Linked DNA regions of Homo sapiens: regions 2 and 3 are each linked to region 1. The links are chromatin loops, found by intact Hi-C in ENCODE. Cell type or tissue: OCI-LY7. All regions are shown on one strand. Links, peaks and the distances in the headings refer to the core of each region. The heading gives the core; the rest is flanking DNA.

Region 1 (10,605 bases), core at 1,249-9,248:
GTGAATGTTTCTGTTTGCCCATTCTGAGCACCAGGATTGTGACTCTAAATAGGAGATTGGGTCGTTCTCCACAATAATACTTCTTTCAATCATTGATTCAGCAGTCACTTACAGACAGCCTTCTCTGTCCCAGGTACTAAGGATAATAACGGCATAGCTAACATGTTTATTATGTGCAAGGTCTGTGTGAACCACCTTATATGCATTACCCAATTAATCCTCACAACAATGCTGATTGGTTACCATTTCCCCCATTTTATAGATGAGATCACTGAGGCTTGGTGAGTCTAAGTAATTTGCTCAAGGTAGCAGGAATCATGGCAGAGAGGATTCTAGCCTAGGCACCCATTTGGAGAGCCCATGTCTTCAACCACTTTACTAGACAAGGACAACCACCAGGAACTATTTAGGATACAAATTTAATAAAGTAGGATTATTCCCTGTTCCCACTCACCTAAGGAATTTGGTCTGTCTTAATCAGGAAGAGTCAAGGCAATGATATTTCAATACTGTCTGGGAGGGGCTCCTGTAGTGTATGTGTTATTCAAGATACACTGGGGATATCAAAAGCACAAGTAACAAGAGAAATCAATTAGTTCATCAAAATTTAACACTTCTGTGCTTCAAAGAACACTGTCAAGAAAGTGAAAAGACAATCTGTAGAATGGGAGAAAAATTTTTGCAAATCATATATCTAGAACTCCTACCTAGAATGTATAAAGAACTCTTCTATAAAGAGTTCAGATAGCCCAATGATAAAAAAAACAACTCAATTAAAAATAGGCAAAGGAGCTGAATAGTCATTTTTCCAAATAAGCATATAAATGGCCCAATAAGCACATAAAAAGATGCTTAAGATCCTTAGCCATCAAAGAAATGTAAATCGAAACTGCAATGAGATACCACCTCATACCCCCTAGGATGGCCATAATTAAAAAGACAGACAACTACAAGTGATAGTGAGGATGCAGAGAAATTGCAACACACATACCCTGCTGGTGGGAATGTTTTTTTGTTGTTGGTTGTTTTGTTTTGTTTTGTATGTGTGTGTGAGCAACAAAGCTTTTTAGTTACCTGGGTGCAGGCAGGCTGAGTCTGAAAAGAGAGTCAGTGAAGGGAGATAGGGGTGGGGCCGTTTTATAGGATTTGGGTAGGTAAAGGAAAATCACAGTCAAAGGGGGTTGTTCTCTGGCGGGCAGGGGTCGGGGTCACAAGGTGCTCAGTGGGGGAGCTTTTTGAGCCAGGATGAGCCAGGAGAAGGAATTTCACAAGGTGATGTCATCGGTTAAGGCAAGGACCGGCCATTTTAACTTCTTTTGTGGTGGAATGTTATCAGTTAAGGCAGGAACAAGCCATTTAAATTTCACTTCTTTTGTGCTGGTGGGAATGTTAAATGGCACCGCCACTCTGGAAAACAGTTTGGCAGTTCTTCAAAAGATTAAACATGGAGTTACTATATGACCCAGTTTGGGGGTACACAAAAACTTATATACAAATGTTCATAGCATATGAACATTCATATTCAAAAGCTAATATTTATATAGCCAAATAGTGGAAACAATACAAATGTCCACCAACTATTAAATACAATGTGTTTTATCCATAAGCTAAAATATTATTTGGAAATAAAAAGAAACAAATGACGGATATGTGCTACGACATGGATGAAATTTGAAAAAAAAAACCATGCTAAGAAGCCAATCACATATATTATACAATTTCATTTCTATGAAAGATCCAGAATAGGCAAATCCATACAGACAGAAAGTAGGTTCTTGGTTGCTCAGAGTTGGGCACCATTGGGCAGAATGGAGAGTGACTGAGAATAGGTATGGTGGCTCTTTTGGGGGTAACGAAGTTGTTCTAAAGTTGTGGCAATGATTGCAGAACTCTGAATATACCAAAAGTATTGAACTGTATACTTTACATGAGAAATTGTATATGAATTATATCTCAATCAAGTCATTTTCCTATTTAAAAAAGAGATATGTTGGTAACAAATAGGAAACCATCAGAATAAGAAGACACTAGGATTCTTTCATTTGAAAAATATACTGGGTCAGGGGTGGGGTGCCAGGCCCCAGGCAGGGAGACAGAGTGATAGAGAAGTGGGTCAGATGCTGCACCTGCCCTCAGGCTGGTCACAGTCCTGCTGGAGCACAAGAGGAGTTCAGGCAACTGCGAGATCAGTCTTTAGGGAGCACAAGGTCTTAGGAGCTCCTGGGAGGCATGTAAGGTTACCTTCTGGGAGTGAAACTGGATAATAGATGTACGTAGGAGAGCAGAGGAATGCAAAATCTCCAGGAGCAAAATGGGTCCCTGATCCTAGGGTTCAGCAGGAGCTCATGTCAATGTATGGTTGCACCTAAAGCTGTGGTTCCCTACACTGATGAATTTACCATCTGGGGGAAATTTCAAAATGTCTGAAGACAATTTTCATTGTCACAGCTCAAGGGGTGGGGTGCTACTGGCATCTAGTGGGTAGAGGCTAGTGATGCTGCTCTACATTCTACAGTGCGAAGGACAGCTCACCAACAACAAAGTATTATCTGGTCCAAAATGTCAACAGTGCTGAGGATCAGAAACCCTGATCTAAAGCAAGTAAACATTGATCAGCAGGGAACAATTAGGTGTCCCACAGATAAGTTTAGAAAAGGGAGAGTCACAGAAGCCAACTTCAGAATTGTGTGCCCAGAAAAGATATGTTGAAGTCCTAACCCCCAGTACTTCTGAATGTGACCTTATTTGGAAATAGTCATTGCAGATATACTTAAGATGAAGTCATACTGGAGGAAGGTGGGCTCCAACCCAATATGATTGGTGTCCTTGTAAAAATAATGCCTTGTGAAGAACTATGCAGACAGGGAGAATACCATGTAAACATGAAGGCAGACATCAGGGTAATGTGTCTAAAAGCCAAAGATTGCCAGCAAACCACCAGAAGCTAAGAGAGGGGCATGGAACAGGTTCTCCCTCACAGCCCTAAGAAGGAACCAGCCCCTGGGACACCTTGATCTAGGTCTTTAGCATTCAAAACTGTTAGGCAATAAACTGCTGCTGCTGTTTAAGCCACCCAGTTTTTTACATTGTTATGGCAGCCCTAGAAACTAATACATCTGATACACTGTTTATGGGAGGTGACGCATTGGCCAATGGACTTTGCCCATCCTGGGTGCCCTGGGCATAAGCATCATTCAGTCCTTGTGCTTTCCTTGGTTCTGTCTCCAGGCTTACCAAGTTATGATTCTCATCACCTACTCACACCAGGGTAAGAATGTTCTGACTGTTCAGCATAAGTGTACCAGTCCTAATACCTCTCAGGGCCTGAGCTTTCCAGAACATTTTTTTTTCAACTTTTATTTTAGATCCAGGGCGTACATGTACAGTTTTGTTACCTGGGCATATTGCATGATGCTGAGGTTTGGGGTACAAATGATTTCATCACCCAGGTACTAGGCATAGTACCCAGTAGTTTATTTTTCAACCCTTGCTTGTCTCCCGCAGTAGTCCCCAGTTTCTATTGCTGCCATTTTTTACTTCCATGATTACCCAATGGTTAGCTTCTACCTAAAAATGAGAATGTGCAGTGTTTGGTTTTCTGTTCTTGTGTTAATTCGCTTAGGATAATGGCCTCCAGCTGCCTCCATGTTGCTACAAAGACATGATTTAATTCTTTTTAATGATTGCATAGTATTCCATGGGGTATATGTACCACATTTTCTTTATCCAATCCACCACTGATGGGCACCTAGGTTGATTCCATGTCTTTGCTATTGTGAATAGTGCTGCAATGAACATGCAAGTGCATATGTCTTTTCAGCAGAATAATTTGTTTTCTTTTGGGTGTATATCCAGTAATGGGATTGCTGAGTCAAATGGTAGTTCCGTTTTAAGTTCAAAGAGAAATCTTCAAGCTGCTTTTCATAGTGGGGGAACTAGTTTACATTCCTATCAACAGTGTATAAGCATTCTCATTTCTCTATAGCCTTGCCAACATCTGTTGTATTTTGACTTTTTAATAATAACCATTCTGACTGGTGTGAGATGGTATCTCACTATGGTTTTGATTTGCATTTCTCTAATATTAGTGAGGTGGAGAATTTTTTCATATGTTTTTTGGCTAATTGTATGTCTTTTGAGAAGTGTTCATGTCTTTTGCCCATTTTAAAAATAAGATTATTGGTTTTTTGTTTTTGTTGTTGTTGTTGTTGTTGTTTTCTTGTTGAGTTGTTTAAGTTCCTTATAGATCTTGGATATTGGATTTTTGTCAGATGCATAGTTTGCAAATATTTTCTCCCATTCTGTAGGTTGTCTCTTTACTCTGCTGATAGTTTCTTTTGCTGTGCAGAATCTCTTTGGTTTAACTAGAGGTAAATGTTTGTTTTTGTTGTAATTGCTTTTGAAGACTTTGTCATAAATTCTTTCCCAAAGCTGATGTCCAGAATAATGTTTTCTTCTAAGATTCTAATATTTATGTCTTACATCTAAATCTTTAATCCATCTTGAGTTAATTTTTGCTTATGGTAAGCGATAGGGGTCCAGTTTCATTCTTCTGCATATGATTAGCCAGTTATCCCAGCACCATTTATTGAATAGGGAGTCCTTTCCCTATTGCTTATTTTTGTTGACATGGTCAAAGATCAGGTGGCTGTATTTCTGGGATCTATATTCTGTTCCATTGATCTATGTGTCTGCTTTTGTATCAGTACCATGCTGTTTTGGTTACTGTAGCCTTAAAGTATAGTTTGAGGTTGGGCAACCTAATGCCTCTGGCTTTGCTCTTTTTGCTTAGGATTGCTTTGGCTATTCTTTCCTGAACATTGACAAGAGAGAAGAATTTCTGTCCTCTGAACAGAGAACTAGATAGAGCTGGCCTTACCTTAAACCAATGATTTCCAGAGTGTACACAGCAACAGATAAGAAAGACCTTTGATGGAGTGAAGGAGGGAACTATTAGACATTATTTATTTATTTATTTATCTAATTTATTTAAAATTAGAAATAAATTAAGGTCTAATAATTTTTAATGTATGGATTGACAATAGGACCTGTAAATTATGAATAAACATTCACATATTGTGGGTGCCTGCTCCAGAACAATTTTGGTAATGATGATCAGTGGTCACTGCCTTAGCATGGCCTCAGATAATAGCACTGCCATTTCTCTGATCTACTCTTGCTTGAAATTGATTCATAAAAGACCTTGAGTGTCAGGCTAAGGGGTCTGGCCTTTATTCCATGGCTTCGAAAGCCCTCAGAAGGTTTTAAGTACAGCATAGTAATTAATGGTGTGGGTTCTACAACCAGATGAATAATTTATTAGCTCTAATATTTACTACCTCTCTGACCTTGGGCATGTAATTTAGCCCTTTTAAGCCTCTGTTACCTCATCTGTAAAACAGGATAATAAAAGTAACCACCTCCTGATGTTGCTATAAAGATTAAAAAAGAGAACACATTCAGAGCACCTCCTGTGGAGCTTGGCATGCCGTGAGCCATCAATAAGTGTTTGCTATAATTCTATTTTAGGATTCCACTCTCTTGGCCCCGACATCTCCATGTAAGATTCAGACCTCAAGCCACCGCATTCTAGAACTAGCTCTTCAAATACAGGTGGAAACTGCTAAAACGCAGTATTTGAAGATGTAAATTCTTTGGTTTTTAAGACCTCCTCCCTCATTACTCAGTTCTGGGCATAGTGGCTTTATAAGGGGCTCAGATAACCTGCTAAGGCACATCTGGAAGGTGTAAGCTGATATATTTGGCATTTGTCTCCAAGATTTAAATCCAGGTCTACCACACTCCAGTGTACCAACCTGTCTTTATTCTATTATGGTAAGCTCTAAAACTGGTTCCTCCTCAAATGACTTTTTCAACTTCAAAATATTATTACTTCCTCGTTTAACATCACAGCATTGGGGCTGCACCTGTCCCCACCACTAATCAGCATTAATTGAATTTTTAAATCCAAATTAAAAATGACAGGTGGTGCTATTATGTTCTTAGCCACTCAACTTCTAGCTGGTTTTAAAATTGCATTCTTCTCCCCCTCAGAAAATCCAAATCATTTTCTCAGTTTAAGAAGGAAGTATTTGCAGGTGCTGAATTTGTCCTTGTAGCGCTAATGCTGAGTGATCCTCTGCCAAATTACATTCAAGAGCGCCATCTCCTGTCCAAAGTTTAAAAGAAAATGAACAAATAAGCAGGTGCCTAAATAGTCTTGTGCCTTTAATCAGCTGCTTAACTAGTTAACCATGAAAATGAGCTTTTTAGGGCTAATGAGAGTTACCCAATTTGCAGACATTGGGTGTTTTTTTTTGTACCATGATTTTCCAGCTGCTTGCATCCCGCCTCCTTTACAGTGTGTAGCACCTGCTTATGCTGCCTTGTTGGTGTACATGGTGTTGCTTAAAGGCCCCTCCTGGATGCTGAGAGGCATGGCATGTGCTAGGTCTCCCAGGTTGAAAATCTGATTCAGGATTCCAGACAGGCTTCTGGGTTTAGCGTAGGACCTGGGAATCAGGTATGTGTTCTTTATATTTAAATATTAGACAAGAAAGTTATAAGAAGTCAGGTTGAACTTTATCGATACTCTATAAAAGCAAAGAAATGATTGAAAATCAAAGCAACCTGGTCCAGAGTCAGCACATCTATGGCTATCACTCTGCCTATAAAGAAAATGCAGGTACTTCTGCAGTAATCAAATATGTATATTTCTGATGGGAAAAGAGAAACATCCTTTCTATAAAATTGCAAACTAAAAATAATTAAGACTTGTAGGGAAAATAGGATTGAGGCAGACAATTCAAAACATATGCAGCTTTGCAACCAGAACATTAACAAAGGTAATAACATCTTAATTAAAATACCAGCACAGTTTAAAGAGTATGCTCACTCAGTGCTTAATAAATAAATTCTACATGAAATAAAGGACTTTGCCTTAAAAAAGAAGAAAGGCCAGGCATGGTGGCTCACGCCTGTAATCCTAGCACTTTGGAAAGCTGAGGCAGGCAGATCTCTTGAGGTCAGGAGTTCAAGACCAGCCTGGCCAACATGCTGAAACCCCATCTCTACTGAAAATACAAAAATTAGCCAGGCGTGGTGGTGCAAGCCTGTATCAGCTACTCTGGAGGCTGAGGCAGGAGAATCACTTGAACCCAGGAGGCGGAGGTTGCAGTGAGCTGAGATCGTGCCACTGCACTCCATCCTGGGTGACAGAGCGAGACTGTCTCAAAAAAGAAGAAAAAGAAAGAAAGGTTGGGTAATTTGATGAAAGGCAATATAAGAGAACTCATAGTCTTCTGAGTCATGAAAATAAGGAAAAAAACTGCACAGGATCAGGGAGAACTGAGCCCTGGGCACTCCTGAGCCAGAGATTATGGCTCGCCTAAGGTCAGAGAGACTTGAAGCAAATGAGAACTGTGGACCACACTGCTTCCCTTATCAGCCTGCTGCATTCAGCTGTTTGTGCCTTCCGCCTTTGTCTTCTGACATTTGCCTGTGCAAAATGCTGACTGGCTGGGAACATCATAGATGAACCAGTGTAATATCCCATTTTACTGACATTGTTCCACCATACATCAACCCCATTTGAGCTAATTTATGTTAAAATCACACACAAACACACAAGTGTTATAGCAAAACAGACTGAGCGTGGGATGCTTCTCCAGCATACATCTTAACACTAACCCCCGCTAAAAGGATGAATTCTATCAGCTCTGCTTCCCTTTCCGGCCTGTCTCCCTATGCCTCAATGTCAGGTTCACACATGTCCCTGTATGCCAGACAAATGGGGTCAATCATGGCTTTGGGCTCCAAGGCTCCTATGATGTCCAAGGTGCTGTGCTATACTAGTTAGCATGACAGTATGTATTTGACAAGGTTATTTTGGTTACAAGTGAGAGACTCCCAACTAAAACTGTCCTAAGAAAGGGAGAAAAGCTTGGTTAACCTAATAAAGAGTTCAGATGCGATGTGGCTTCAGGCTTAGCTGGAATCAGGGACGAAAATTTGGTCCTTGTGCCAATCTCCCTCTCCCACCTCCCCCTCCCCTATAATCTGCTTCCCTTGGTGGTGGGGGGTGTCACTCTTTTTCCCAAGCCCTCACCTACAGATGATACCTGGATTCTCCAGATTCATAATCCTCAGAACTAGTAACCCTAGAGGAAAATGGACTTTTCTTTCCCAATTTTTGCCAAAAAGACACAAAAACCAGGAACTGTCTCATTGACATTATTTGTTGTACACGTTCCCCAAACTTGACCCAGTCTACTGTGGTCCAACTGTGGTCTCTGATTGGCCAGGCCAGGGTGTAGGCTGACCCTTGGATTCAGGGATTGATTCAGCCCCACCCAAACCACATGTAGAAAGAGAGAGAGATGTCTTTCACCAAAAGGAAGACAGGTGCAGTGCCTGGAAAGGGGAACAGATCAGCTCAGACACCCATCACTCATTGTGGTCCAAGCCAGGCACCTGACAAGGAAATCTGGTTTCTGATGAATATGCTATCTGAAGGAGACTATTTATCTTGAACTTAAAAGAATAGTATCTCAACACACCATGAATTTATAAGCAGATTTACTATGGAAGTATAGAAATAATTATGTACTATCTAGCAGAGGTTTAAAGTCTTCAAGCTGACCTGGCCTTCTTGTGTGTTTTGTTTAGCTCAATAGTACCATTTTTTTTGTTTTTGTTTTTATTGTTAAAATTAGTTGCCAACATTTAGAATTCGCACATTTTAGGGCTTTCCTTAAACTGGAGCCACACTGGACTTGTTTTTCCACATGGCAGCAGTAGTTTGTGTGAAGTAACAGCTGCCCCTTTATTGAAGCAGCCTCTCCTGTCTGCAATAGTCCCCACTATGCCCTATGCCCCTCCAGCCTCCTTCACTCTTAGCTACCTGGAGGTGGAAGCATTTAAGTTTGCAATCTGCCCTGTGAGTTTAACTCTGGCCACACACCTTTTCGGTCGGCAGCTGGCAAGTGTTCTCTGATGAGGGAGGGCTGAGCCAGGTTCCTTCTGTCTTGCTCTGCTGTCCTAGTCTTATGATGTTTCTGGTGTGTCTGAAGCTGAGTCAATGGTCAGGTACTCTATTATCAAGACATGGAGGCCTTAGCTCCCCATCTTTAAAGTTAATTAACAGGTAATTTATTGAGATATGTATTCTAGCTTCCTCCCGCAGCTGTAGGCGAATAAAAAGGTGAAATTTCCCTCCCCCATTACTGGAAGAACAGTCAAACATTTGTGTCTTAGAGACCTAAGTGACCTTTGCCTTATGGGAGAATTAACAGGCTTTTGTTTTCAAAGGCCTAGCCACATAGAACCTATAGAGCTGGATTGTTCCCGAGTGGAAAGTATTCCAAGAGTTGACAAAGAGGGAAAACACTCAGAAAAGAATTACATTCTTTGAGACTTGAACAATAGGGGAGAGATGCTGGATTCATCAATGTCCATGACCTTTGCCTCACACAAAGTCCTCCAGTGGGGCAGGACTCATTATCTGTTAGGATTCTTTGTATTGCATGTGACAGAAAACACAGCCAAACAGGCTTAAGGAAGAAGAAAGACAAAAGGAGTTGGGTAATTTTTTGGTTTACATTACTGGAAAGTCGAAGAGTAACTAACCTTCAGGTATAGGTTGATCCAGTGATCCAAAAAGATACCATGAAAACGAATTCTATCCATCTTTCAACATTGTGTTTCCCTCTGTTGGTTTCATTGTCAGGAGCCATGAAATGGCCCCCAGCAGCTGTCTCAGACTCCACCCCGAAAAATCTAATTGGCTTCTCAGTAGAGTATATGTCAATTACTAAGCCAACCACTAAAGTCATAAGATACAATACTCTAACTGGCCAGTCACATGTGTCTTCCCTGAAATGGGGGGAATTGGAATACTACAACTGAGGACCAAGAGAGGACATGGATGCTGAGCAACTACTAGAGACTACAAATGAAACCACCTTTGCAAAAATTGTAATGGTGAGAAAATTACAGCAGTTAAAAAAGATCTGATATAACCCCCACCCCACCCATCCAGAACACACACACACAACTTGCCTTTCTCTTAATCATTCCTGGGCTTAGGCTAAGCTAACTTTGGGAGACATTTAGTTTATAGTTTAAATGATAATAGGCCCCAAAACTCAACTGCTCTTGTAAAGCTAATGAAAGGCCATCAGGCTAGGGGAAGGAGAGGAACCCAAATACTGCTGAAGCGTAGACTGGTCACAAGATACATCCTGTGGATAACATCACTATTGTAGATTGGCCTTTTGAGGAGATTTTCATGTTTTTTGCATGTCTGACATCCATGGCTCCACCTGGACCTTCTAACCCCACTCCTGTGGCCCCACCCAGAAGCAACTCAGCTCAAGAATACAGCTTCAACCCCCTTGATTTCATCTCCACCCTAATCAATCAGCAGCAAGCACCCATTACCTGGCCATTCCCACCCCTTCCCCCAGACAGCCTTTAAAAAACTACTGACCTAGGAGCCTTCAATGAGATTGATTAGTCTGTGTCTCCTGCATCACGTGGCTGGCCTCACGTCAGTTAAACTCTTTCTTTACTGCAATGCTCTAATCTTTATTTGTGCAGCAGGCA
Region 2 (10,605 bases), core at 1,837-9,836, 480 kb before region 1:
AGAAATTTCTAGAACTATATTTTAAAATTCTTCCATGTCCATGGTAGGATTGTGCTAAGATGAAGAAGCCAAGTTTCAGAGAGGCCATCCCAGCTAGGAAACGGCTGAGCCAGGTTGGCCTGAATCCCAAACTCTTTCTAATAGACCCGGCATTGGAAAACTTTTTTAGTAAAGGGCCAGATGCTAAATATTTTAGGCTTTGTGAACCATATTGTGTCTGTTGCTAATATTCAACTCAGCTGTGGTAGTGAGAAAACAGCCGCAGATAATATGTACTTGGAGGAGTGTAACTGGCTTTGAAAACTTTATTGACAAATCACATTGTAGGGCAGATTTGTCTTCCAAACCATAGTTTGCAGATGTCTGTTCTAGATTGTTCTCCCATTGGTTTTCTGATGGCTCCAGATTTCAATGCAATAGATCATATCAGAGAAATATGACATTCAGGACAGAATGCAAACTCCTTAGCCCAGCTGTCCAGAAACCTTCGCTCTTGCAGTCATGGCTTTGGAATGCTGTCCCCTGCTCACCTGGGAACTGCTCTTTAGCAGTTCCCTCTCCGTGCTCTCCTGGCCACTGCACAGACAGTTCCCAGAGCCCAAATTACACCATATGTGATGATGCGACCATGCCAGCCTCCCCAGCCAGACTGAAAGTTCACCTAGGACAGAGCCTGGGACAGATCCCCTCTGTGTCCAGGACACTCAGGAAGCGGGTAGGCAAGGAGCCACTCACCACTCCAGGCACACACACACACCTCATAGGTCACCCCGCTGTCGGTGCCAGCGTCCCAGGGAATCAGGTCTTGCACCACCTTCTGGACCCAGCCACATTCCTTGGTGCACAGATCTTCTGCAGATAAGCCTACGTTCCAGTCGGGACTAGGGCCCATCATGGTCAGGAAGGACATTAAATGGCGCGTTCTGTCCACGGAAAATTCAGCTGAAGGTGCTGCTCTCCTGGAAACGAAATACAGAGACCATTATATTAGAGTTCTGGGGGTTGGTCCTCACTCTGAGGGAAATCTGCCTGGATTATGAAGAATGAGAGGGACAGAGAGTATCCACATTCGTGGTCTCCCACTGAATTCTGCCTTTGGCCACTGTGGGTTTATACCCTTCTCTGTCCTGAGCCCATCCATTGAACAAATGTGGAGAGAACCATATACTACCACCCTATCCAGTTTCTCTTTTTGTTTTTCTTTCAGAGACAGAGTCTTGCTCTGTCACCCAGGCTGGAGTGCAGTGGTGTGATCATGGCTCACTGTTGCCTCAAACTTCTGGGCTCAAGTGATCCTTGCACCTCAACCTCCCATCAGAGGGGTCATCTCCCCCAGCTTCCTGTTTCTATTGCCCTCAGAAGGCTGCCAATAGCAGGCACTGTCCAGCGCCAGACTGTACCCATCAGCTCACAGCTGGGAAGCAGGGACCAGCTGTAGAGTCAGAGACCTTTGGCCGACACCCCCAGTTGCTGGGAATAACATCCTGAGTCTAAGCTATCAGAGGCCGCTCTTCAACCTCTCTCTTTGTGTCACACAGATTCTCAGGAGTGGCTGGGACCATGTGAGATACATGGCAGCAACCACTCAGAGTGGCTGGAAAGGAAAGAGTCACATTCGCAAAGCACACAGCGGGTGGCAGTCCCATATTATTTCATTTTCCCCTCATGACAATCCTGTGGGGTTAGAATTATTATCCTGTCTCATAGAGAGGCCATGAAAGTGAATAAGTGGTTAATGAACTAATAGACACAGCTAGGAGGGGGCTGAGGCTTGAAGGCAGCTTGGCCTGACTCTGCACCCCAAGGCTGCTAATCATGGGGAATCCTTGGCCAGAGACCAACTGTTCTGTTCAGTCCAGCTGGCAGCTGGTCTGCCTCAGCTGTCTGGAAGTCCCTGTGCCCTCTGTTGGGACCAGCTGCTTCTGGCTGCCCTCACCTGGCACCAGAAAGCAATGACTGCAGACCCGACTGGGGCCTGGGGAACTGGGCCCCTTGGGCTCTGGTATCACCTGTTACAGCTGTGTGTCCTTGGGCAGATTATCAAACCTTTCTGCGTCTCAGTGTCCAAATCTTTAAAATGGTGATCACATACGTCTACTCCAAAGGGTTCCTGTGAATTTCAAATGAGCTAGCTTGCAGACAGTACTTAGCCCATTGCCTGGCCCTAGAGCTCTTATTACCATTAGTGTTACTGAGAGAAGTACTGTAGGATCGTATGGAGATCAGAAAGGGGACAGGTGGGAGGAAAAGCCTTCCTGAATGGACTTTCCATTTTAGCCTGATGCCAGTCTAGGTTCTGCCACAGGAGTGGAGAAGAACCTGGCCTGAGCCTTGGCTTTGGCATCCGTCGATTGACAAGGTCCTGGTGCTGCCTCCCATGCACCCCCTCCCTTATCCCACACTACCTGCTACCTAAGAAGCTCCCTGGGCCCTGACAGGCCAGTCTACCTGCAGGTTAGCTGCAGGTTCCACTTGTACTTGCATCTATTGGGCAAGCTCTTCAGTGATTGGAAAAGTGTGGTCCTTGGACCAGCAGCATCAGCAACCTCTAGGAACTTGTTAGAAATACAGATTCTTGAGCCCCACCCTATATTTGCTGAATTAGAGACTTGGGGTAGGACCCAGCAATTTGTTTTAATAATCCCTCCAGATTGTAATACACCTCAAGCTTGAGAATGCTGGGCCCACTCATCTTTCAAGCCTCAGGTCATGTCACCTCTTCCAGCAGCCTTTCTGCCTGCCTTCAGCTGAGGCAGATACATAGCGCTGGATTCCCACACTCTGCGCAGGTCTTGCCTTCAGCTGAGGCAAGTACATAGCGCTGGATTCCCACACTCTGCGCAGGTCTTGCCTTCGGCTGAGGCAAGTACATAGCGTTGGATTCCCACACTCTGCGCAGGTCTTGCCTTCGGCTGAGGCAAGTACATAGCGCTGGATTCCCACACTCTGCGCAGGTCTTGCCTTCGGCTGAGGCAAGTACATAGCGCTGGATTCCCACACTCTGCGCAGGTCTTGCCTTCGGCTGAGGCAAGTACATAGCGCTGGATTCCCACACTCTGCGCAGGTCTTGCCTTCGGCTGAGGCAGATACATAGCGCTGGATTCCCACACTCTGCGCAGGTCTTGCCTTCGGCTGAGGCAGATACATAGCGCTGGATTCCCACACTCTGCGCAGGTCTTGCCTTCGGCTGAGGCAGATACATAGCGCTGGATTCCCACTCTGCGCAGGTCTCCATAGCCAGACCCCATGAATGTAATCACTTCCTCACTGTTCCCTCTCCCCAGCTTAGACCGGGAGTTCCTTGAAGGAACTCTGTGTTTCATAGCTGTACCCCAGGACCTAGGTGTCCAGTGGGCCGACTGAACAAATATGCGTATGATGACTTGAACTCCTCCACTTCTAGCTTTAGATCTTGGGCAAGTTGCTCACCCTCTTCAAGTCTCAATATCTTCATCTAGCAATACATACCTGCAGTGTTGCTGTCAGGATCAAATGAGATGCTTTATTAGGAAGTCTTTATAAACTGCTAAAGTATTGCAATGACATCATCAGCTACTTAGGCACAAATCAGGGGATTTAATTTCCTTTTCCCACGTGTGCATTTTCTGGCATGTAGGTCAGTGATTTTAGCAGCTTCTTTAAAGACCTGGTTCACACAAGGATTGCAGTCTATGGAGGTGTGGCATTACCTCGCCTAGGGACTCACAGGACGGGGTTCTGGTCTGCCTTCTAGTAACTGCTGAGCAGACAGCACTGGCACCTGGGTGCAGCTGTCCTCTGGGGTGGTCCAGCAGTCCCCTGGGAGGCAGGTTTCCTCTTCCATTGTCATAGAGACTGACCGCTCCATCTATTGCCTTCCTGTCTTCCTAAGTAGGTGATTTGGGGCCAGATTAGTCATTCATATCCTGTACCCCATGGGTGACTATTCATAATGACAATCTAAGGGGACAAAACCAGTTCTAATCCAGAGCTGTAGAAACCAAACCAACTGCCACCCTAACACATTACCCTGGAACCTGCCCAGCCAATGGGTGTAACCATCTGAGACCAAGGCCTTGTGGAAATCATTCTCAGTAAATGCATTTTGGCCCAATCTGTTGTATCCAAATCTGTAGCTGAAGCGAGATACCCTCTAGACCCTGGTAAGTGTTTCAAGGTGTGGGAAACGTGGGGCGGCCAATTCCTGACTATGAGGTCACATGGCTGACTTATCTTGGGTGATAGAGTAAATCTGAATCTATAAGGGCCTGAGAACAATTTGATAGCATTTTCAGATATGCCCTGCAGCTTTCTCTTATCCTTGACTGGAGAATCCCTCCTTGACCCCATTTATGTAACATTTCCTGGAGGAGGTATTTCCTGACCTCTCCCCAAATTGCTTAGAACTCCTATTCTACCTCCCCATAGCATGCTGAACTCACTCTTGCTTTGGAATTTTTTGTTAATATCTGCCTTTCCCATCAGGTTCCAATAGAGTGAGGACCATTTCTGCCGTGCTCATAGCTATATCCCAATGTCTGGCTTAGAACTTGGCATGCCATGGATTCTCTTCAAATGTTTGTTGAAGTAAATGACTTAATCTAAGAAATGAACATGGAGCTCTTGTATTTCCTTTGACCTTCAAATTTAATTAAGCATCACTTCAAAGTATTTATTCTATAATAAAAATAATTAAATGAATAAGAATCTATATGAGTTTTCCTTAGAAAATGCTAGATAGGACTGGAGTGCTTTAATTTGTTCAAACTGTCATAAAAATTTTTATGCTTTTGTATATGCCATGTCTTCCAAGATATATTTTGTTAATTTGGTTTCATCTTTCTACCTGGGACTTAGATTTGTATCCGTTTTCTAGCAGAGAGTTGATCTAGCCATACCATATACCAGAGTATATGATAAAGCATGATAGACAAAATAGCGTGATATTCAGGTAAGATAGAAATATAAATCAGCAATACAGACTGGAGATCCCAGAAACTATAGATAAGGACTATACAAAATAGGCTTTTCAAATTAGGGGGAAAGGAAAGATTGTGCGACAAGTGGGGTTGGGCTAAGTTAACTGTAATAAAAAAAAAACTGGATTCACATTTAATATACCACACAAGAAAAAAAAAAAACAGACCCAGAGTCAAATAGAAAATAACCAGATCATAGAAAAAAATAAAGCTTTCAGATCTACTAGAGAAATATTAATTTTTTCAACTTTGAAACAATAAAAGCAATTATAAAGAAAAGAATTGAATTATCTATCAACGAAGACCTTCTGTAAAATGAAAACAGCAGTACTGAATTGGAGAGAAAAATGACATGCTGGCAAAAAATGTCTCCATTGAGTGTGACTGACAAAGTGTTAATATCTATATTATCTACAGAGTTAATCCAAATATGTAGAAAAAGACAATGATCCCACTAGATAAAGAAAAGTTATGAACAGACAATTCACATCAGATATGAAGACCCAGAGAAATGTTTCCTTTTTCTACATTTGGAGAGGCAGCATGGTGTGGAGGAAAGAACCCAGGGCATTGGTGACAGTCAGAGCTGGATTCGAATCAGCTGTTTATTTAATAGCTATGTGATGAGGGCTTCCACCTCACCTTTCTTTGCAATTACTACATCTGCCAAATGGGAGCATCATCATCCTACCCCAAGGTTTTATTGTGAGAAAACTGCTTATCATTGTGAGGGACACATAACAGGGCTTGGTAGAGGTTGATTTTCTTCTCATTCAACTTTTCCAAACAAAATGTTCCAAAACACCATAAAAGAAAAGAGGTAAGAAAGGATTTTGATACTGCTTCTAGAGACTTACCATCCCCTCCTAAATTACAGATCCACACCAGTGAGACTCAGGAGGGTTTCCTAAAACACTCATATGCTGTGTTGTCTCTCATCCTGAGTTTTCAATAATCTGAATTTTCAGAGTTGCAAAAACTCAATTTGGCCACGAGAGGGCGCCCAAGCCATTCACTAGGCTGAAGTTCTGCAGGGGTGTGTGTGGAGAAAGGTTTGAGGGAGGTTCCTGCAACGTTGGAAAACGCTGTGTTTATAACCAGGAGGCATCTAGGACTCCAGGTCCATCTGGATGCTTAGACCTACCACCTGCTTCTCTGTCCAAAGCCCATCTTCCTTTAGCATCCCGAGGACATCGGTGGACCTGTGCAGGTGTTGCAGGAGGCAGGGAGAGCCCTGACTCTTCCGGCCCAATTTAAGGGAAATCTCTGGCCTCCTGGGGAGCATGGCTTTGGATTTCTGGAGAAGGTGACCATGTCTCTACTCCACTGGCCTCACAAACACGACCTTTATCTAATCAATGTTAATCCGGCAGAGTGGCTGGGAATAATTTAAGGTGGTGACAGTGGTTTGCAGGATTCATTTTAAGGAAGGAAATAAAAGTTATTTGTAAAAGTCCCAGTAATTCTTAGCATTCAGATGCAATTGGAGGAACTGGATGATGGACATTCAGAATTGATTTGTAGGAAATCTGGGCATTTTCTACTTAGGCACCGGAGGAACTAGGAAAGGATGTGGGTTTTGTTCAGAGTCTGCCTTTCCTGTCTCTACCTGCACCCTGGGCTGTCGGAGCCACAGCTTGATTTATTGAGCTAAACAAGTCAGCAGCTAATTTGCTCATTCATGGCTGTCCTTTGAGAAGTGGTCCTGGGGATAAAGATGCAGATCATTGAAAAACAAGTCAGTTTCAACGGGCAGGACCTTGCAAAGTAGGTCACCCTGGCTTTCCACTGGGCGGCGAGGGAGGCTGGAATCCCATTAACCTCAATCAGGCAGGCTCAGCAAAGAGAGGCAAGGCTGTTTCTGCAAAACAAAACTTGGCTGCATGTAGGCTTCCTAATTTGACTTCCTAATGAGATTTGGAAGAGGAAAGGGGAGACTGGGGTATGGGAAAATCAAAGGAAAATTCTTTTCCCTTAACAAGCCAGTAGCGCCGAGTGCAGAGGTTTTGGGTGTTTGGGAGGTCTGAGTGTTTGCCATCAATTAATTTTGTTCCACGGAGGCCTCAGGAAGTCTGAGGGGTAGGTGAAATGTGGGAAGGTGTCCCAAAATATTCATTTCAGTTTTTCAGAAAGTCTCTCCCATCTTAAAAAAGAAAAAAAAAATGCTCCTTTGACTCTTTCATCCCCTTGGAGCCAGGTTCTCTTCTTTCATAGCAAACTTCACAGAAGAGTGGTCTGTACTTGCTGACTCCATAACCTCATGCTCTGTTCACAGCTCACCTGCTCCGGGCTGTTTTTCCCCCTCATCACTCAGCAGAAAGGATTCTCCGTAAGGTCACTGATGACCTTCCTGTCGATAAACCCAAAGGGCTTCCTGTAGCCTTGATCTTTCTTGTTTTCTCGGCTGCACTGGGCACAGCCAACCACCCGCCTCAAACACTTTCTTCCCCTGGCTTTCTCGGTACCAAGCTTCCTTACCAATTTCTTTGCTGCTCCTTTGCTGTGTCCTTTGCAGGCAAGATTCCTCAACATTCAATAGTAGAGATCTTTGGAACTCAGTCCTAAGCCCTTGATTCCTATTCTTATGCCCTTGGCATTGTCTCCCATTCCTTGAGGGCTCCCAATTTTAGATCTCAGTGCAGAATTCTTGCCCTGAGTTCCAGAGCTATCTAGCCAACCATGTACTTAACACCTCTAACTGGAAATCTTGAATACATCTTAACAACTTACACTTAGAACTGATCCCATGATCTTTCCCACTGAACTTCATCTAACGTTTTCAGCCTTGTGAGTGGCTTCACCACTCTTTCATTATGCCAGCCAGACACATGGGAAACATCTTGACTGCTCTTTCTCCACCCCCTTACTCCACCTATCGCCACAGCCTGTTGATTTTACCTCCTACGTGCCTCACACATCTCTGTACCTCTCTCCTTTTCCACCACCACCACCATCCTAGTGAAGTCACAGTTAATTCTCTCCGGTTTTCTGAAGTAGCCCCCCTCACTGGGCTCCCGCATCTACCCTTTCACACAGGGGCCGAGTGCTGTTATTGCTTTTTATTTTTTAATGCAAATATGATCATGTCACCCTTTTGCTTAAAACCCTTCAATGATTTACCATTATTATTTGAGACAGGGTCTCGCTCTGTCACCCAGACTGGAGTGCATGGTTCACTGCAGCCTCAGCCTCCTCGGCTAAAGTGATCCTCCTGCCTCAGCCTCCCAGGTAGCTGAGACCACAGGCACAAGCCACCACGCCTGGCTAGTTTTTAAAATTTTTTGTAGAGATGGGGGTCTTGCTTTGTTGCCCAGGCTGTTCTCAAACTCCTGGGCTCGAGTGAGCCTCCTGCTTCCACCTCCCAAAATGTTAAGATTACAGGTGTGAGCCAGTACACCTGGTCTTACTCATGACTTTTAATGCAAAAATTCAAATAAAAAATTTCAAATGTTACATGGCTTGGCCCCACACCAAACTCATCTTTGATTTCTGGATCTAGTTAGACCAAAGCCTTTTAGTGCCTTAGACATACTCTACTCCCTCCTCATACAGGGCCTTTGCAGATACATGATGGTCTCTCCAGATTTTCTAAAATGTTCTCCCCTTTGTTTTCTTCTTTGCTTAGTTAACTCCTACTGCTTCCTTAGATCTTAGCTTCATTGCCTTTTTAGGGGGAAGCTATCTCTAACCCCCCTAATGGCACTTTATGCCTTTCCTTCATAGACATGTCACATTTATTTGTGTGATCATTTAGTAAATATCTCTCCCCACTGAATTGTAATCTCCATAAGGAACTGTGCTGTGCTCACCACAGTTGCCCTAAGCACCTTTCACAGGACTTTTTTTGGGGGGACCCTCCTATCAAGGATGTTTCAGTCCTCCTTGATAGGATACAGGGTAAGTGAAAGTAAGATTTTGTTTGTTTTGGGGTAGGTGTGAGACCATTTGGTGTGGTCACATTGTTAATTTCATGCCAATCAGAAGGCTCATTGGCAGGTATATATGTCTTGATTAATTTAGACATGGGAAAATGAATGAATTGTTACTTAATTGGAAGGATCGTGTTATAGTGAAAAGCACAGGCATTAGAATCAGCTGGGTACTGTTGGCATTCTATATCCACCCTTGCTGTCATAGGACCTCTGAGTCTCAGTTTGGTCATTGGTAAAATGGACATTGCAATACCTACCTCATGGTTATTAGGATTAAAAGGGATAATAAATGTCAGCGCCTACTTGGACCCAAGGGGATGCTGAAGGTAAAAAGGACTGCTCTCTCTTTCCTCTCTCCCTCCCTTCCTATCTCTTTCCTGAATGTGCTTTGATTTGCAGTTTACATCTGTTTAAGCCCAGGCTCCTCAAGAGAAAACTGGTATAAAGACTCCTTAATGGTGTAAAAATTGGTACCCACAAACTCTCCCCACCCCTACCTGCCTTTCATCCCCTGCCCACTTAGAGGACCAGAAGTGAGGGGTTCTTCACACATAGGTTCTGGGAGCCAAGGAACTGGGAGAATCTGAAGAGACAGCAGAGTAAGGAGATTCAGGGTGACCTGACTGGTAACTGATGTTAATTATGCAAAGGGCACCAAGGGCTTTTGTGAATTCACATCCTTGTTTTTTGGTAGGACAGGGATGAGATGGGCAAAGGTGCACCTGCCAGGAGAGTGCCCTGGGTAGGCCCTGCCTCGTGTTGCTTCTCCTTGGAGGGCAAGGCATTTCCTGGGCTGGGTGGGTTTTCTCCTGCCCTGGTGTGAGCTTCCTTAGGGAGGATCCAGAGCAAGGCTTAGAGCTCACAGCAGGCTAGAAAAGGCCTCCATGCAGCCAGCTGGGCTGCGCTGGGCCAGCTGTCTGAGTGCTAGTCTCTCTTTCCCTCCTCAGGCCTCCACTCAGAGCCTCAGCTCCACCCAAGCCTGGGCCAGTCCTGACCAGCACAAGGAACACCTTCCAGGCACAGCCCCATGTCCCTCCTCCACACAGCAGGAGAGGGTTCTGCCCCTGCTCTGGGGCTCCAGAGCCATTCCTCACCCTAACATTTATCCCCTTGGAGTATACAAGGCTGCCATGATGACATTATATTTTATATATTCAGGTTATATGGTGCTGCCTGGACTTGTGCAAAGGGAAAACCTGGAGTGGCCCAACTTGGTCTGTTGTCTGTCTCCTCTCTGGCTGAGTGTTCCAGAGAGCTAGGACTGCATGTGCAGGGCTGGCGCACAGTAGGGGATGAGCCATTAGTTTGCTGAATGGTTAAATGAGCAGGTATCAGGTGCCTCGCCGTAGCTTCCCTGCTCCCAGGCAGTCAGCTATGAGTGTGCCTCCTCCCTCACTCCCACTGCCCTATCCTGGGGCGTCTTCCTTTTGAATGTCCAGCACTTTCCTCCCTTCCTATCCTGTGGATTTCGCCTTTTCTCCCACTGAGCAGCATCTCACACATTCCTCACATTGTTGCTGTCTTCAATACGGGTGTTAATGGATGTAGACTACTCCCTAGAGGGGCTGGCCAAGGCTTCTTCGTAAACCATCTTCTTGGGGTCAGTCTCCAGGCCTTGCGTCTTTAAAGGATGAGCAAAATCAAAGCTTGTTCAAGGAACTGCCCAGGATTCGGGGTGGCCTGTATGAGGTGCAGCATGGGGAGGACAAGAGATG
Region 3 (10,605 bases), core at 1,352-9,351, 180 kb before region 1:
TTCACCTCCGCACTCCCATTGTTCAGATTAGGAGCCTATGAAATTACCTGCTGAGGTAATGTTCCATGGCTATTAAGGGAAAGAGCCAGGATTTAAAACAGGCATCCCCAACACCAAATGAGGTACTTTCCAGTACACAGTGTTCGCCCTATCATCTGGGCTATGACGGCAGGCTCTAACCAGCTCACCAAGCTCCAATCCCACTACATGAGCTAGGTTTTCCTAAACCAGCTTGGCTGTCACTCAGACCTCTGCTGTCTTCTCCACTCATCCGATCCATCACCACATCAAGTTTCACGCTCTTCTCCACCACTACCCCTGTCTGTGTTGACATCCTCTCTCATCTTCCTAACTGGGTTGCCCTTGTCTACTTGTGCTCTCCTTCCATCTGTCTTCTGCACTGAAGCCCAAGTGATCTTTTTAAAAATGCAGATTTGAATGTCAATCCTGAGGTTAACATTTTTTCTTGGTGGTTTTTCAGGGCTCTCAGAATAAAGACAGAATCTTCAGCCAGGCCTCCAAGGCTCTGCTTGATCTGCTTCTCCAGCCATGCAGCTCTTCTCTCATGGGCTTTGCCTGTGCTGTTCTCTCTGCCTGGAATCCTATCATGCTCTTTGGTCTCTCCTAGCCACCACTCTCCATTGGCCAACTCCTATGTACTCTTCAGATCTCAGTGCAAAACTGCCTCCCCAAAGAAGGCCTTTCTGATTTCCTAGAATAGATCCAGCCCCCAAAACTCTGCTGAAGCTCATGAGTACCTTTTCTTTTAATCTCCTCCTCCTCCTCCTCCTTCTTCTTCCTTCTTCCTCCTCCCTCTCCTCCTCCTCCTTCTTCTTTCTCCTTTCTCCTTTCCTCTTTCTTCTTTCTTCTTGAGGCAGGGTCTTCCTATGTTGCTCAGGTTGGTCTCAAACTCTTGGGCTCAAGCAATCTTCCTGCCTCAGCCTCCCAAAGTGTTGGGACTACAGGCATGAGCCACCACACCTGGCTTCTTTTAATATTAAGATTTATAATGACCCATTGATTTATAAGTTTGATGTTTAAAATTTTACATTTGTTCAGTATTTGTCTCCATTCTAAATTCTAAGCTCCAGAAGGGTAGGGGATGTCTATGGGGCTTACCACTGTATTTTCCGTGCACATCGTAGTGCCCGGCCCCTGGTAGGGGTTCCATAAATATTTTTTCTCTGAATAAAAACTTTTTAACAAGCCTACCCTCAGTGCCTTCTGACTCTGCCCAAATTTTAAGACTTGGCCTCTAAGGCCATCCACAATCTGGTCTCACTGTGTCCATCTGGTCATGCCTGGTCATAGATCCCAATCTGAGCTCCCAGCACCACCCAGCTGGGCTCCCCGTGTCCTCCACTTCAGTATTGCCTCAGCACCTTTGCTTACAGCTTTCTCATGGCCTGGAATGCCCTCCCTCCTCCTGCCTGATTAAATTTTCCTCCATAGAATGAGATCCTGCAGTCTCCCCTCCTGTGGACTTCAGTAGAACTGAGGAGGAGAAAAAGTTTCCCATTTTGACTACTGTGGTCCAGTGGATTGTCATGAACTATTTCATGTGTCTATTTCTCATCTCCTAGCAATGAATCCAGTTTACTTTCCCCTTAATTTCCTGTTCAGATGTTTTGTTCTTTTGTAAAATATACTGGACTTCAAGAAATCTCCTTCCAGTTTTTGTAGCCTAAGGCAGAGCTGATGTCAGTTGCTAGGGTGTTGCTAAGGAAAGTCATTTAGCCAGGGCAGATAATTAACTTTATCAGTGTGTGTGGGTAGGTCGCAGAAGAGAAGAGCTGGGGGCTCCAGTTCTCCAAGGCGAGAAAAGTCCTTTGATTCATAGGAGGTAAGATCTCCCTCTTTTTTCTCCCCGCTTTAAGAGAGAAGGGGGAAAAGGATTTTCTAGATTAGTGTTTTTCTGAGTATGGTCATTGAAACATGAGCATCAGATGTTTGCTTCAAAGGCAGATTCCGAAACCTCATCCCAGACCTACTAAATCTGTACTTTGAAGAAAAACTCATACTGAAGTTTAAGGAACCGTCGTCCTAGACCGTAATTCAGACTTGAAGTACATGGGTTCCAGGCTGGCTCTTCTGTTTTCACCATGTGAAGCTGTGCAGTCTTGGAAAGTCACAGGACCTATCTACACGGATTATGTGCAAAATTGGACATAGTAATACCCATCTTGCCTACCTTGTGGGATTTTGAGAAACAAATGGGTAACTGAGATAATTTGTAAACTGCAATGAGGTCACAATAACCCCACCCAGTTATTATTGTTACTTTTATTAATTCAGAAAAAGAGTCTAGAAACTTTATGTTTTTGTTTCTCTTATATATAGAGTTAAATTGGACATTTTATAGAAAGGGATTTCTAGAGAAAGAAAACAGATAGGCAATGAAGGAGTTGAATTGCACTGAATAATCTATTGTAATCTGTGGTGAGGAGGCCTGGAAGCTGTCTACAGGTGAGCCAGCAAGTTTAAAGACTAAGTTATGGAAACTGAATACATACGTACATACGGTAAAAAAAAAAAAAAAATCCTAAAAGCAAAAGACATTCATTAATTACAAAGATATTTCTTCAGAACCTGCTGTGTTCTAGGCATCAGCCAATTATATATAATTACATTACCTTTGGAATCCTGAATCTGATTGGGCCCATCCCACAATTCCATGTAAGGTATGAGCTCCTCCGATCACCCGTCTCTCCAGTCTTTTGGTCTCCATTCAGTTTTGCCCTTCCTTCTGCTCTCTGGAGCATTCCTCTATCGATTGCCCATTGCCGTATCCAGATCAACATTCTAGTAAGTAAGAGATAATAAGAGTCCCTCCTACATTAAAACTCCCAGCATCCAATTTATACTCCTTCATCCTATCTCCATCATCTGTAGCCTCCAGGTCACTTTCCTGCAGCCACTGTGGACTCTGCAACTGGCTCTCTAGCTTCCTGCCTATTGTCTCATGCTATGGGCCTGGGAGATTAGCCTGATGAAGTCTGAGCTGACAATTTAGTCTCTGCTCTAACCTCCTCTACTCCAATGAGCTTGGCCTCCCTCCATATCAGCAGCCCTCTCCCACAGAAACACCCTCTTCTTTGGGAATCTTGAGCTCCCAATAGCACTTTCTCATTTTACTTCCAGCTTTCCCATTTCTCACCTCCTCTATGTCATTGAGGTCTACAGCTGCTTAGTCACTTCTGATTTTTTCCAGCCCATCTTGTTAATTCCTTCCCCACCCAGCCTGGACACCATGTTCAATCATTTTAACTATATCCTAACCACCATTCTTCATTAGCTCTCCTCTTTTATTTCTGTTCCTCCTCTTTAACCCCCAACCTACAGCAAATCAACCAAGCAAAACAATGGAACCCTCCCCGACTTCTGAGTTCTGCTGCACAAAACCTGGTAACCCTGCCAATTACTTTACTACAAATGCATGAATTCTACCTTTAAGTATAGTTCTTAAATTTATTCCTAATCAGTTTCTTTTCCTATTCATCTAGTCCTTACCATCTTTTCAAGCCTGCTTCATCACTCTTTAATTCTCACTCTTTGGTATGGAGAGGGGTGGTTACTTGCCCTCTTATTTTATCCCTCACATGGGGGACATTAGGCATGAACTTCTTCAAATCTCCATATCTCCTTCCACAAACCAAACTCTGGCAAAATCCAAGTTCACTTCTTGCCTCAAATGCAGAAGGGTTTAACTCTTCAATTTTTTCAAGGCTAATCCCCTACTTGCATTCTTGTCCTCATTTCCTGACTTCTGCCAAACACTGATCTAGCTCTTATCCTCTCTCCCTCTTGTATTTCTGTTTCTGTTTCTGTCCATGTCCTTGGCCTGCGGCTCTAGCTAAGTCTTCCCCATCCTGGGCGGGGAATTGGACTAGGGATTCAGGTAGTGCTAGTCAAGAGACTGGACTTTTTACTGACCTTGTCTCACTCTCTGTGTCCTCTGTTGTAACTCTGTTTCCTCAGTTTTCACTCATTTTTTTTTTCATGTGGTGTAGCTTGGAATCAGCTCATATCTCTTTACGGAAAGTGTTCTAACAGAGATCACCTAAGACCTCCTAATTGCCATAGACGTTGTCTGAATTAAAAACAGCGGAATAGAAGCTCACCACTGAGAGCAGTTAAAAAGAATTGCACAGCAGGAGGTCTTCCAAGGTATAGATCTGCTCCCAACCTGGAGATCTCTAAGTCTCCTTGCTTTTAGGTTTACGGATTAAAGAGAGCACTGTGTCTAAATGCAGCACAGCATGCCAGGTGCAGCTGTGGGCAGCTCCCAAGAGCAAACCCTTGCAAGTCCAGCCACACATAGAACCCAGACGCAGTCTACATTCCCCTTGTGGTTCTCTTGCTATTAATCTAGCAACCCGACCCAAGCAGAACCACTTTTTTGAAGTTCTGGGAACTTCATGGCTTGGACCACATGACCATGGCACACTACTGCCACCTGGTGACAGTGAACTGAACATGCAGCAGTATTAAGTAAAAACTCCTAAGCACCCCGGCACTCCTTGAACCTATTTTAAACTGGAATGTTTGGGCCCATTTTAGACTAGATTGTTTGCTCTTTGAGAATAGACTCATTGAGTTTTACACTATTTTAGAATAATATGTCTGCATAAAGCAGGTGTTTAGTGAATTTTTGTGAAATTTAAGCCTTTCATTCATTCAGCAAACATGTATTGGAGGAGGTAATCCAAAGAAAAACAAGACATAATTCCTGCCTTCAAGAAGCCGCAGAGATGGATAAAGCAGATATTTGTAAAACAAAGAATTATGTGTACTAAGTATTAAAGGGGGCACAGAGAAGGGAGTAACTAATTCTGCCCAGGTAAAGTAACACTTGAAAAGGTACTCAACACCTTCTCGAAAGACAGATCAGAACTTGTCAACTGGACACGGGGATGGAGAATATAGGAGGGGAGGAGAGCTAATGCAAAAGCTTAGAGATGAGAGAAGGCAGAGTGTGTCCTTCGGGTAGCAGAGTGACCTTTTCAGTGGCATTGTATGAAGATGGATTGTCCAGTGAGAGTGTAGGGGGGGTGACACATGTTAAGAGGCTTTAACAACAGTCCAGAGGAGAGCTGCGAGCTAAGGCTAGGAGGAAGGGATGAATTGGAGGGCTGTTCAGGAAGCAGACTAAAGAGGATGGAACGCCTGGTGATATGCAGGAAGGGAGACGGGAGTGGCTCTGAGAGTTCTCATAAGGGCCACTGGGTTGTATATCTACCACCTCAGTGGTATATTTTTCCAAGACAACAAATTCAAGAAGAGAACCCACGGGACATGTGGGAATGAGGAATGTGTGAGATGATATATATTCCATTGTGGACACTTGACATTTAAGGGGTCTTTCAGAGGGGGATGTACAGTGGACTGTCAAAGACAATAGGTTTCTATCTCAGAAGGGAGTGAGCACTGGAGACAGAGACCTGGGAGTTGGTATTGTGCCCCAACACTCCCTTTAAGATACTCTCAAAGCTTAGCTGTCTTATGTTACTTCTCAGCTTTGTGCTCTGATTTCCAAACCAATAGACCGATTTGATAGATGTAATTTTGCTAGCATGCTAATGGGAAAATAGTAATCTTGAGTTCCCTACCTGGTTCACAAGGTGACACAGGAGGATGTTTACAATGGCATCCCAGGGTAAACAAAAGATGTAGGACTCTAGCCTCTGTAACCTAGAAGGTACTCATGGTTCTGGAGAGCTTCCCAAGCTTGTTGGCTGATCGCTCCTTTGCTCATGCATAAAGCTGGAACTGGAGGAAGGCACTGAGGGCGGAGAGTAGAGGAGAAAATAGACCTACATCCTTTCTGCCTGACAAGAAGAGAAAGAGACAGAAGGGAGGGAAGGAGACAAAGCAAACAGAACTGGAAATAGGGAAGAAGACAGAAATGACCAGAAAGCATATTTAGTGCATAAAGAAATACATAAGAGTGTCTGAGAAACAACAGAGGAAATGAGGCTCCCGTCCTCCTATTACCATAATGAAGTATCCATGTGAGGCAATAAAAAGGCTCTTTTTATGCCTTCCAATTAACTAGGGCTCAAGTTTTGCACGTCTCTCAGCTGGAAAATATAATTGCTGAAGTGTCAGGTTTACCAATTGGGTTGTGGCTTTAAATAAAGTGCCATCCAATTGTTATTTCACATATACAACCCAAAGAGCTGGCACCTGGAGGGAAAGGAAAAACAAAACCTCCAGAACATAATTCAGGCCCAAAACTCATTTCTCTGAGAAAAACTTGAGCCCAGCTTGTTGGTATGAACATTAAGAGGGAATAAGAATAAAAGACATTTATTCACTCATCAGATAGCGGTGACACTGACAATGCTGAGCCCTTTACTGGGTCCCTGAAGGATGGGAAAGCATGCCTCCATCTACAGAGGGCTTGCAATAATCACAGCTGACAGTTCATATCATGCCTACTATGGGCCAGGCAGTGGTCTAAATGCTTCACACATATCTCATCCTTACAACAAGTGTTTTATTACTCCCATTTTGCAGATGAGTAAACTGAGGCGTAGGTACCTTAGATTACTTGCTTGCCCAAAGTTACAATCTATTTGAGAGCCAATGCAATTGTACAAGAGACACTTTCGTGCCAATGACAGATTAAGACAATGGTGTCTCAAAGGGAGAAATCCCCACAGGCTAGAGTGGCCCAAAGGTTTCAGGGGAGCAGTAGGACTTGATGGGTAGGTGGGATTTGGAGATAAGAGGGGAAAAGACATCCTAAGTCATGCAGACTGTAGGAGCCTGGAGTAGTGGTGGCGTAGTGAGAGGCCACCCAGTCTGGAGCAGAAGGTTTGTGGCGGGGAATGACAGGGAAGCTGTAATGGGAATAGGGCTGTGATGAGCCCGTAGTGTTGGGGTTTCTCTCTAGAAGTTTTAAATTTGCAATGAGCTTCAGTTCTCAGCCCAGTGCATTTTCAGGCAGTGGCACAGGAGCCAGAATTCAGAGTGCATTTATTCGTCAGGCTCCGTTAACTCATTAAACGTGCATTTCACTTTTGTCTCTTTTCCTTCGTTCTCCTTAACAAGGCCTGGCATCTCAGATGCTGACTTTTCAGAAAGATTCTTATGCAGATTGTCAGTCCCCTTCCTTATCCTTGAAAATGCAGCTGAAATGGCCTCTCTGTGAAGACTTCGCTGGCAGCCACAGGCAGGGTTGTCACTCCTGTGTGCATCGGCTCCTGTGTAGGATCCCTTGTAGGATTTATCACAGGGGATCAGCATCTCTGTATACATCTTGTTATCTCTCACAAGACTCTGGAGTCTTTACAATGTGGAACTGTTTACTTTGTATCCCTAAGTGCCTTCCACAGTGCCTGGCACATAGTAGATGCTCAGTAAATGCCTGCTGAAGGAAAGAATGGATGAACAATGGAATGAATTACCACTATTATATTGGAAGGTATATAGAGAATTATCTGCTTCAAATCTTTATCCCTTTAATGAGTTCTCTCTATAAAATGAAAGTTGCTTCGTTGCTATTACAATAGCCTATTTATTTATTGCCTTCATAATACACATTACGATCTGTAATTATTTAATTTGCTTGTCCACTTGTTTATTGTCTTCCTCCCTTAGGACAGTGTAAACACCAGGAGCGTAGGTACCACATCTGTCTTGTTTACTGTGACATCTTTAGCTCCTTGCACGGTGCATAGCATGTAGTAAATACTCAACAAATATTTGTTGAATGAGTATCATATCTCCAACTGATTGTCCAGATTATTTTTGAATCCCTTAAGTTAGGAGAAACTCACCAGCTCCTTCCATTCTTTTAGATGATTCTAATTATTAGGAAAATTTTTGTTTTTATTGAAGTGAAAACCACTTCCCTAGGGTACTTACAGAACAAGCTTACCTCTCTTCCGAGAAGCAGCCTGTGGCAATTTAAAAATAGGTCCATAAATTTTTTGATGCTCCTCCCTTCAAGAGGTAGAGCCTAATTCCCCTCCCCTTGAGCGTGACCTTGACTCAGTGACTCACTTCTAATGACTAGAATAAAACAGAAGTTATGATGTGTGACTTCAGAGACCAGGTCATGAAAGGCACTGTGACTTCTGCCTTGCTCTCTAAGATAGCTCACTCTGGGAATGTTAGCTGCCATGTCATAAGGATATTCATGCAACCCTGTGTAGAGACCCATGTAACAGGAACTGAAGCCTCCTGCCATGAGAATGAGCCATCCTACAAGGGAATCCTCCAGCCTCAGTCAAGACTTCAGATGACTGCAGCCCCTACATACTGCTTGCAGCCACACAAAGATTCTGAGCTAGAGCCACCCAGTCAAGGCACTGGTGAGTTTCTGACCACAGAAACTATAAGATAATAAATATGTGTTGTTTTAAGCTACTAAATTTTGGTGTAATTTGTTATATCACATTAAATTCACAGCCATTTACATATTTTCTGAGAATTACCATGTTGTACTGTTTTCTTCTCTTTTCCAGGTTAGGCATGGTTTCTGGGCCCATCATCTTTCTGTTCTGTTTCCCAAGGGCACATTGCAGCTTGTTACCAACGTTGCAAAAGGCTGGTACTCAGAAGTGAAAACAGATTTTAGGGTATGGCTGTGCTATCCCAGAAGGGAGAAGCTATATCCTGCCCAACTAAACATTGCCACATCATCCTGTCAATTTACATTGATTTTCCCTTCATTTAATTATGAAAAAATTTCAAACCTATGGAAGAGTTAAAAGAATTTTACAATTAACACTGATATATCCACTAACTAGATTCTACAGTGAACACACTTTGTCACAAATCTGTTTATCTGTCCCTGTATCAGTCCCTTATTCCTTCTTTTTCATAAAGGAGTGAGATATATATTTCTCAAGATTTAGCACTATAATCTCACTTAGGATGGAGCCAATTTCATATTTTGATGAAAGCTTTTTTGGTTTTTAGCAATCAGCACAACATTAAACTGCCTGCCAGAGCTGTTCTCATGCTGATTTTGCTGTTGTGTTGGTGATAGCAGCATGGCAACAATATATTCTTCTTTTTTTTGATACATTTCAAAGTAAGTTAATAGACTTTTTAGGCAATTAAAATCTCTAAGTTCTTTTCTTACTTTGCTGATTCTACCTACATCTTCCCATCTTCTGCCTACTCCTGAAATATAGGAATTACTTACATTTAGTAGCAGAGGAATGCAGAAAGGTGTAGAAAAATGAGAATAGGTCTTGAAGGTAGATAGACTTAGGCAGGGTTCCTAGTTCTTCCACTTCCATCAATGGGATATTAGGCAAGTGATTTAACCTCTTGGAGTCTTGGTTGTTTCATCTATAAAATGAAACCGATAAGAATACCTACTTTGTAAGGTTATTAAGAGGACAAGAGATTATATATGGAAAGTGTGTAGCATGGTATCTGGCATCCAGTAGGTGTTCAGTAAATGATGACTAATATTATTTGGTCTACCATTCCTGCCCATCTAGATAATTTTGGATTCTGAACTTGTCATCCAGATTAACATCATCTTCAAGTCCATAAGGTCTACTAGATCCTCATCCTAGAAATTGATGTGGAACATGACTGGGACAAGGACTGAATCTGCTGTCACTTAAAAATATTGTTATTGCCCTAAGTCTGATATTAATTAAAATAATTCAATGTGGTAATAATAGCTGTAGCTTATAGATCTGACATTAACTATTCATCTGCAGTCTTTTGATAGTCTTTCAAGCAGTTATAAATCTACCTTACTCCTCTGTCATGGTTGATCACATTTCTCCATCTTACCTATAAGAATATCACAAGTGAGGATTATAAATCATGCTGCTATAAAGACACATGCACACCTATGCTTATTGTGGCACTATTCACAATAGCAAAGACTTGGAACCAACCCAAATGCCCATCAATGATAGACTGTCATGGGGTGGGGGGAGGGGGAGGGAGAGCATTAGGAGATATACCTAACGTAAATGACAAGTTAATGGGTGCAGCACACCAACATGGCACATGTATACATATGTAACAAACCTGCATGTTGTGCATATGCACCCTAGAACTTAAAGTATAATAATTAAAAAAAACAAAACAAAACAACGAAAAAAGAATATCACAAGTAACTTTGCTTTCTTAATTGATAAATGCATTTACTACATCCACCATATTTCCTTCTTCTATCAGCCTAGTAACATTTTCATTTAAGAAAAGTGGGTTAATCTGCTGGGGTTTCTTTGCAAACTCATGGCAGTTCCTAGCAATCAATTCTTTTTTTTTTTTTTTTTTAACATACATATATACTGTTTCTTGGAAAATCTGTTGTAAGAGAGACTGCTAATTATGTACTCAATATAAATTCTTTTCTTCCTTACTAACAAATTCCTGATCTTGGCCAGGGAGAGGAGCCATGTGCCTAGCTAAATCACTATATTCCCCACTTGTTTCAGATACCACTGGACCATCTGGCACAGTTTTGACCAGTGAGATAAGAGAAGGAAGTTGACGGATAGAGCCTCGGGGAGAGTCCCTCAGAAGGGAAAGGGAGGCTGGAGACAGCTGATGCATCCAATTATGCCCTTGTCCTTTATCTTTCTTCTGCCTGGAATATGGACACTTAGGTTGGTGATA

What was found. A loop is a pair of places that touch in the nucleus more often than their neighbours do. Peaks named below come from ENCODE experiments on the same cell type or tissue, not always from the same donor. Only the 100,000 strongest peaks of a DNase experiment are listed, where the experiment ranks them.
Region 2: a loop joins it to region 1, with 6 times the contacts of the local background. A loop is called at or near these places in 81 of 110 quality-filtered maps.
Region 3: a loop joins it to region 1, with 4 times the contacts of the local background. A loop is called at or near these places in 39 of 110 quality-filtered maps.

The regions. Positions count from the first base shown.
Region 1 is chr11:13,768,203-13,778,807 of GRCh38, reverse strand. No RefSeq gene overlaps it. Among named protein-coding and RNA genes, the nearest start is that of LINC02548, 11 kb to the left of the region's middle. RefSeq lists an enhancer at 1,096-1,652. In OCI-LY7, for the core only: CTCF peaks have their summits at 2,267, 2,482 (motif pointing left), 5,964 and 6,165 (motif pointing left); DNase peaks (open chromatin) are centred at 2,457 and 6,147; H3K27ac peaks cover 763 bases.
Region 2 is chr11:14,244,882-14,255,486 of GRCh38, reverse strand. It overlaps SPON1 (spondin 1), which reads right to left. Exons shown (of 16, transcript NM_006108.4): 8 at 758-959. Among named protein-coding and RNA genes, the nearest start is that of RRAS2, 110 kb to the left of the region's middle. In OCI-LY7, for the core only: CTCF peaks have their summits at 5,729 and 5,953 (motif pointing right); DNase peaks (open chromatin) are centred at 5,986 and 6,636.
Region 3 is chr11:13,949,917-13,960,521 of GRCh38, reverse strand. No RefSeq gene overlaps it. Among named protein-coding and RNA genes, the nearest start is that of SPON1, 7.5 kb to the left of the region's middle. In OCI-LY7, for the core only: CTCF peaks have their summits at 4,252 and 4,458 (motif pointing left); a DNase peak (open chromatin) is centred at 4,451.